Linked DNA regions of Homo sapiens: region 1 is linked to region 2. Evidence: chromatin contacts called from ENCODE Hi-C data. All regions are on one chromosome and are shown on one strand. Each heading gives the region's core, a stretch centred on a gene start or an enhancer-like site at or near the end of the contact. The rest is flanking DNA. Distances are from core to core; before and after follow the strand shown. Region 1 overlaps LOC102723944 (a long non-coding RNA gene). Region 2 holds the start of EXOC2 (exocyst complex component 2).

Region 1 (4,178 bases), core at 876-3,375, 830 kb before region 2:
CCATCCCAAGGTATTGACTAGGCATCAGCGTCTTCACCAGGGCAACACAGAACATCCCTGCAGAGTTCCTGGTGGCTGCAGTGGCTGGTAGGGGATGTATGCCTGCTTTCCATCAGATTCCCAAAGCGGAGCCCCTGGAGGCTTTGGCCCATGGCCCTGAAGCTCCCTTTCACAAGGAAGAAAGACTTTGCAAAGCCAACACCACTATTGGAGAGAAAGTGGAGAATGTGTATTAGAAGTACTAGTCTTTGAAGGCAAAACAGCTGTATAGAGTGAGCTTAAGTGCTGGATCCCTGTGGTTAGGAAGGGACACTAAGCCTCCGGGATGTGAGAGTCCCATGGAAGGCAGTAGGCCCAGGATAAAGCAGGTGTCAGCTCAGAAAGCCCACCATCACCCAGAAAAGGGAAGAAATACGCTACCACCATCACTCTTTCTGCCAATGACTTCTTTGCACACCTCCACCCTATCTCCTGGCTCAGTCTCCCATGTTCTCATAGCTAGGGAGGTCTCCATTGTAATTTGTATGGGGAGGTTAACCTATAGGCCATTCTGATGATCCCAGCTCCCTTTCACTACAACCCCCGTCTGCATCCTTTGCTTTGCAGTAGGATTTGAGAGAGGAAGGATGAAGATGTAGCCACAGGATACATTTAAACAGGCACAGAGTTTGAGGGGTGGGGGGGAACAAAAGCAAAACAATAAAACCTTCACCAGTCATTAAAGAAATGAAAATGAACCTTTTGAGATTGTCAATTTTTATCTGCTAAGTCAAGAAAAGCTAATTTAATTCCTGGCAATTTCACAATAAAAAAAATTGTGCTAGCTCTTGGTGGCATTGTAAGTAGTTAAAGGCTTTTTGGGAAGTAATTTGAAATACATCAAGTCTTGAAAATGATTATACCAGTGGATCCAATCATCTCGCTGGTGGAAATTCATCTGAAGGAAATGATTCAGTGGAAAAAACAACCCGTCTACACTTGTTGCACCTAAATGTCCAGGAATAAGGGAATGACAGAAGAAATCTCAGCACATTCTCTGAATGGAACAGAAACCGAGCGTTTGGAACTAGAATTGCGCAGACTGAATTGAATATGGAAGTGGCTTTAAATGGCATGTTAGGTGGAAACACTGGATGTCTGGTTGAAATTTGGTAAGACACACATTCCCATGGTCAGAATCGGAAAATTTCAACAAATGAAAATCATGGGGTTCACAAAGAGGTGTTGTGGGTTATAGAAAGCTATTTTCAAAAATTTCTTTAATGATTCAAAATTGTTTTTCAAAAAAAGTAGAAGATTTAGAAACATGTATTTTAGGAAGTATGGCCCATGGTGTCTATTGGAAAAAAAGTGGAAGACCTGATGCATTGCCCAAGGGGAACTTCTAGCTTAAGATTACACTGATGAGGACTGGGAAACACTCAGGCACTTTCAGGCACGCTGAGTAACAGGGGTGTCCTTTTACACAGAGACAAGGTGCTCTGTGGTCCACCCTTTACTTGGATCCCCAGATCAGCATTCTCATCAGGCAGAAGTAACCAGAGGAGGAAACAGCATTTCTTCAAAGCTGAAGAGAGCTTTTTGGAGGGGAAAATAAAAAATCCTAGGAACTCCTTGCATGACTGATGGTTTGAACAATGGCTTTGCACCCCAAGACCAGCCTGGCCTCGTGGTTGTAAATCTGGGGGCCGTTGACAAACGGTTTCCCACCTTGGGACTTGAGTCTGCAGTTCAAGAGTCACGTGGGCCTGCCTGAGCCGCAGGGCTTGGCCCCTGTGCTGAGCACAGGCTTCTAGAAGAAGGCTTACGGGAAAGGAAATGCTCGGGTTTCACATGAAGGAGGGTGTGTGTGGAGGGGGCAGGGCGGGAGCAGGAGGGAAAGAATGGTCCCTTTCAACGCAGACAGATGCAGTCTGGCTCAGAGTCAGCCCGGTCTCAAAAAAAACCCAAGTGGTCCAGTAACATTTAAAAATCTGCACACATTCTCAGTTGTATTTTAAATACCGCACAAGGACAGACAATAAATGTGATGGCTTTTCCATCCCCTGCATGTGGAGTGCCTGCCATGTCCTGAAGCTCTCAGCATACTGGCACAGGGAGACACATGTACATGCCCACGGTGGGTGTGTGTAAATGCTACCTACAAACACGAGTGCACACCCACACACACCACTGCAGCACACATACTTCCATTCTCGCCTCAGAAAGCTCCAAGCCTGCAGTTGATCTAAGTTTGGCATGGGCTGAAGGCCACACTTGGAACGGCTGCTTGGACTGTTTCTGAGCAGAGTGACAGGCACAGCTTCTAAGAAAACGAATTCCTTTTTTATCGTGCTGGTAAATGAAGATATCAATCGTTGGTTTAGAAGCTATGCTGCAGGGAAGGACCCAGCCCTGATGCACGCCTTCAGGCTCTAGGACAGAATCATTCTGCTCACGAGCTTCCAGTTTCTAAGTGTTCATTCCATGATGGAGAAAATGACATGGAAAATAGGAGTCACGGGGTTTCCAAGGCTCAGGGAGGGGCTTGCTCCCGGGTGCTCCCATCCTCATGGTCCTTTCCTTGATGTTGTGGCTTATTCAGGTGTTCCTCACTCAGGACAGCCCAGAGCGGCAGATCTGGGCCAGGAAAGGCCCTGGGGTGTCCCACTGGGGAGCCAGCTAGACCTGGGTCAGAGGGAAGCCTCTGTGAATCAGGCACTGTCACGTCAGCCTCTTGAGGACGGCAAATGCCTCATGAAACTGTTGCCTAATGGAAGGCAGTGCGCGTCCTGGGCAGGGGTGGCTCTGCTGCCGGAGGGTAACCTGGAGGGTTGAACTGGGGTGGACGGGAAAGGGGCAAGTAAAGTGTCCCGTGCATCTGCTTTATCCCCTAACCAGCCTGCCAGGAAAAGTGGACAGACAGGTGGGGCTGGGGGCCAGAGAATCGCTGAAGGGCTCACAGGTGGGACTGGCTCAATGGCCGTCCCCAGGCCAGTGGGGTCTGGGTGGGTGCTCACAGCTGCTGGAGAACAGGCCCTGGAATCACACAAGAGCCCAGGAAGCAGTGCGGGGCTGTATATTTATGCACTCCTCATATATTCTCCCGGGACAGCGAGATGTTCTACCGGGAACAAACAGGAGATGCAGAGCCCTGTGCCCTTTGTGCCTTTGGGAAGGTCATGGTGCCCTTGTCCCTGAGCGTGTCCTTTTCTAAGAAGCGTGCTCTGGGCCGGCTCGCTGACTCCTCCTGCTGGGGCCCTGTTCCTCTCTGTTTTGGCTTCGTGTGTACTAAATGGGGCATTTGTGCCAGGCCAGTTCTCAGAAAGCTGGCACTCCAAGGCTTCTCAGGGATCGTCTTGTCCAACCCTCTCATTTTCAATGAGGGACTTCCTGCTCAGAGAAGGCACAGGACTCCCTAAAGCAACCAGGGGCCAGCGAGCTGGGCCAGGGATGCTTGTTATTTCTGCTGCTTCTCACCACCAGTCCCGGAGTCCAGGCTGTCCTGAAGACTGAGGAGCTGGAGGAAGCACTCTATAGCGTGTGAATATTAAACAAAATGTGGGAACACTCATCCTGTGTTGCAACAAGAGTGATATGCTGGAGCAGAATGGGAAGGGGGCACGCTGCCTGCTCTCTGCCCACACACTGGGTTCTCTCCACAACCATTGCCCCCAGCAGTTCAGGCAGGCCCAGGAAGGGGCCTGTGCAAGTCGCTGATGTCCTCTTCTGGGGAGGGAGCTAGAAAGAGCCCTGGTGCCAGAGATCTGGAAGGCAGCAGGGCCCGGGCAGCACCGACAGTCACCCCTCCCTGTCTTCGCCCACGTGTTTCTCTGAAATTGGGGCAGAATGGGAATTAGCTACCTTTGATTTTTTATTGTGTTAAAATACACATAACATAAAATCTACCATCTTAACTTTTTTTTTTTTTTTTTTGAGATGGAGTCTCATTATGTTGCCCAGGCTGGAGTGCTGTGGTGCAATCTCACCTCATTGCAACCTCCGCCTCTTGGGTTCAAGTGATTCTCGTGCCTCAGCTTCCGCAGTAGCCAGGATTACAGGCTTGTGCCACCACACCCAGCTAATTTTTGTATTTTTAGTAGAGACGGGGTTTCACCATGTTGACCAGGCTGGTCCCAAACTCCTGACCTCAAGTGATCCACCCCCAGCCCCAGCCTCCCAGAGTGTTGGGATTACAG
Region 2 (3,944 bases), core at 1,354-3,853:
GTCTCACTGACTTCAAGAATGAAGCCGCGGACCCTTGCGGTATGTGTTACAGTTCCTAAAGGCGGCGTATCTGGAGTTTGCTCCTTCTGATGTTCAGATGTGTTCGGAGTTTCTTCCTTCTGGTAGGGTCGTGATCTCGCTGGTTCAGGAGTGAAGCTAGAGACCTTCGCGGCGAGAGTTACAGCTCATAGAGGCAGTGTGGACCCAAAGTATAAACAGCAGCCAGATTTACCCCAAAGAGCAAAAAAATAAAACTTCCACAGTGTGGAAAGAAACCGGAGCAAACTACCACTGCCAGCTCGGGCAGGCTGCGTTTATTCTCTTATCTGGCCCCCACCCACATCCTGCTGATGATTGGTCCATTTTACAGAGAGCCGATTGGTCCATTTTACAGAGAGCTGATCGGTCCATTTTGACAGGGTGCTGATTGGTGCGTTTACAATCCCTGAGCTGGACACAAAAGTTCTCCACCTCCCCACGAGATTAGCTAGACACAGATTTTGGACACAAAGGTTCTCCAAGTCCCCACCAGAGTAGCTAGATACAGAGTGTCGATTGGTGCATTCACAAACCCTGAGCTAGACACAGGGTGCGGACTGGTGTGTTTACAAACCTTGAGCTAGATACAGTGTGCCGATTGGTGTATTTATAATCCCTGGGCTAGACATAAAGGTTCTCCAAGTCCCCACCAGACTCAGGAACCCAGCTGGCTTCACCCAGTGGATCCCGACCGGGGCCGCAGGTGGAGCCGCCTGCCAGTCCCGAGCCATGCGCCCACACTCCTCAGCCCTTGGGTGGTCGATGGGACTGGGGGCCGTGAAGCAGGGGGCAGCGCTCGTCGGGGAGGCTCGGGCGCACGGAAGCCCATGGCGGGGGGGGTTGGCTCAGGCACTGCAGGCTGCAGGTCCCCAGCCCTGCCCCGCGGGAAGGCAGCTAAGGCCCGGGGAGAAATTGAGCACAGCAGCTGCTGGCCCAGGTGCTAAGCCCCTCACTGCCCAGGGCCGGCGGGTTGGCTGGCCGCTCCGAGTGCCGGCCCGCTGAGCCCACGCCCACCCAGAACTCGCGCTGGCCCGCAAGTGCCGCACGCAGCCCGGGTTCCCACCAGCGCCTCTCCCTCCACACCTCCCCACAAGCTGAGGGAGCCGGCTCCGGCCTTGGCCAGCCTAGAAAGGGGCTCCCACAGTGCAGCGGTGGGCTGAAGGGCTCCTCAAGCACAGCCAGAGTGGGTGCCAAGGCCGAGGAGGTGCCCAGAGCGAGCGAGGGCTGTGAGGGCTGCCAGCACGCTGTCACCTCTCAAAACAATGTTTTAGTAGAAGTATATCCCATGCAACATTAGTTTAGTGATAAATATATCTATACTACAAATTACTTGTTGTTTATCTGAAATTAAACTTTACTGGGTATTTGTATTTTTATTGCTAAATCTGCCAACCTAGGTTGTTGAAACTTACTTTTTTCCACTTCACTTAATATTCTTTTCACAGTCCACTCTGACGAGATGTAGCTTCCCCACACTCCTTTGAAACTGCTTTTGTCAAGGATGCCAATGACTGGCATATGCCAAACTCAATTGTCTCTGGAGTCTTGGCCTCACAGTACTTCTGAACATTGGCTATCAATTCCTCCTTCCTGAAACTATTTAGCTTCCAGAATCCGCTACCCCCACTTTCCTGATTGTCCTTCCTCCCTGGCCATAGCCCCTGAACCCGAGCTTCCCCCAACCTAGAGCATCCCCTGACCCTAAGTATCCCCCCAACCCTGAGAACCCCCTGACCCCGAGTATCCCCCGACCTCGAGAACTCCCCGACCCCGAGCATCCCCCCAACCCCCAGCATCCCACGACCCCGGGCATCTCCCCCGATCCTGCGCATCCCCTGACCTGGTATGGCGCCCTGACCCAGTGCAGCCCTCAAACCCCTGCAGCCCCCTGACCCCATGCATCCTCCTGACCTAGGGCTGCCCCTGACTCAATGTTGCCCCCGGACCCCAGTGCCTCCTCCTGACCTGAGGCACGCCCCCCAACCTGGTACAGTCCCCTGATTCCAGTGCATCCTTCTGACCCAGTGCTGCCTCCTAACCTGGTGCATCCTCCTTACCCAGTGTGGCCCCCTGGGGATGCACACTCCAGTGCATCCTCCTGACCTGATGCTTCCTCTGGTCTCGGTGCAGCCCCCCTGACCTGGTGCAGCCCTCTGATTCCATGCATTCTCTTGACCTTGTGCATCCCCCTGTTCCGGAGGGGTCCTCTGACCCGATGCAGGGCCCATCGTTGTGAACTGTGGCCCACAAACGCACTATCATCCCACAGTCTCCCTGAGATGACCCGAGGGCACGGGGATGGATGGTGCACCCGGCCTGCCCCTTGAGCTTGTATCCTTCTTTCCCTCCCTCACCGCTTCCCGCCACCGCAAAGACGCCCAGCAAAAACCTCCTACTCGTGTCCATTCAGGCAGCTGGGTCCCTCGGAACCCAAGGCATTCCAGCGTCCACCGCCCACGGCCCCTGCTGACCTCCAGCACCCGCGCCGGTCTCCTCCCCTCCTCTACCCTCCCCTGAAGGCTCCGCCCATCGAGGACTCGGCGCTCGACTGCCAGGCGGATCTACACGCTCGGCGCTCGCGGCGGGCGGAAGTGAGGTGCCGGCGGCTGGCGGCCGCGGAGTCTTCGGCGAGACCTACCGGGCCCTGTCTGTGCCGGCCGTGAGCTGCGGCAGGACGGCTGGAGGTATGTGTGGGAGGCTGGAGGGCCTGGCCGAAGGCCAGCGGGACATGGACGTCAGCTGCACGGAGGTGGCCGCCTGCGGCGTCCGTCCAGGCCTCAGCGGTGAAGGGACAGCCGCGCCCACTGGCGCCGTCGGTCACCTGCGGGGCCCCGCGACCCCCCGCGGTTCCCAGCCCCGCAGCCCCCATCCCCGCCGTCAGCCGCCTGCTGGGCTCCGCGCCCACCCCCGCCAGTTCGCACCCCCGCGGTCCCCACCTGCGCCGGTGAGGGGCGTGGGCTGCAGAGGGCTGACTCCAGGCCCCGCCCGCTGGAGCTGGCCCCAGACTGCGCCGCTTCGCCCTTGCGCAGTTGCCACTCCGTGAGATTTGAGAATTTCTCCGGAAAAGTGAACGCGAGGCGGGTGTTACCTGTCTGCCTAGGCGTGCATCCCGCTCTGGCTGTCCTGAGCGCTTAAAAGGCGCCTGCCGCTGTTGTCAGCGTTTGCGTGCACGTACTTGATCCTCGCGCGGGTGTATGTACGCTGCCGTGTGACCCATTTTACGGATAGGGGAGCGGCGGCTCAGAGTGCTTGAGCAAAGAGCCTGAGGTCCTGTTGTAGCTGCCATTGAGACCTTGCGCGCCGGCTCCAGGTCCGCACACCAGCAGCCTGGAAGCCTGGTGATGCGTAACCCTGTATCCCAAGATTGTTAAGAAAACACTTTAGTAATTCCGAGAAATAGTTCTTGAAAGAACTCGTCTTTGAATGGAAGTAAGTTATTTTTAATCTGCCAAAGGTCAACATACTAATAAGTCTGAGAAATTTTAAGTCTGATGCCTTTATGAATCTGTGAGTAAACTTACAAGGAACACTTAAAAAATATTTTTTCTAAGTTAGCCACACTTTAATTAAATCTTTTTGTGTGCACTATGCAATATTGAAAAGTTACTTCTGAGCTTATGTGGATCTGTCTTCTAATGCATAATAATGTTTTGTTTATGAATGTTAGTATGTACTGGCCCATGCTTTGTGTAACTGACTCCTTTAATGACAAATCAACTGAAAGCCAGAATCTTCTCAAAGATGATTTTTTTGTGCTAAAAGTTGGCGATTCCCAGAGTAGTAATAGAAAGAGGGTGATGTGTGCTTAGTACTTACATGTTCACTTGTTTGTCTAAGTAGAAACTTAATAAATTAAAGCAGAGAAGCAGAGTTCCCCCAGTGTGACTTGGACCAACTCTTGGAAG

Evidence for each region. A loop is a pair of places that touch in the nucleus more often than their neighbours do. Pooled maps may share reads with other maps.
Region 1: a loop to region 2 is called in a pooled map, with 5 times the contacts of the local background. The contact joins the enhancer-like site here to the promoter of EXOC2 in region 2. A Hi-C loop is called at or near these places in 5 of 50 pooled maps.

What each region holds. Positions count from the first base shown.
Region 1 is chr6:1,524,923-1,529,100 of GRCh38, reverse strand. The region is part of intron 2 of LOC102723944 (a long non-coding RNA gene); the gene reads left to right. Among named protein-coding and RNA genes, the nearest start is that of FOXCUT, 79 kb to the left of the region's middle. Within about 2 kb of position 2,125, at least 13 of the 41 ENCODE cell types and tissues checked have a DNase peak (open chromatin) inside an H3K27ac peak, as active enhancers do.
Region 2 is chr6:691,798-695,741 of GRCh38, reverse strand. It overlaps EXOC2 (exocyst complex component 2), which reads left to right and starts at 2,603. Exons shown (of 28, transcript NM_018303.6): 1 at 2,603-2,723. RefSeq lists enhancers at 452-960, 2,390-3,276 and silencers at 2,844-2,903, 2,914-2,983.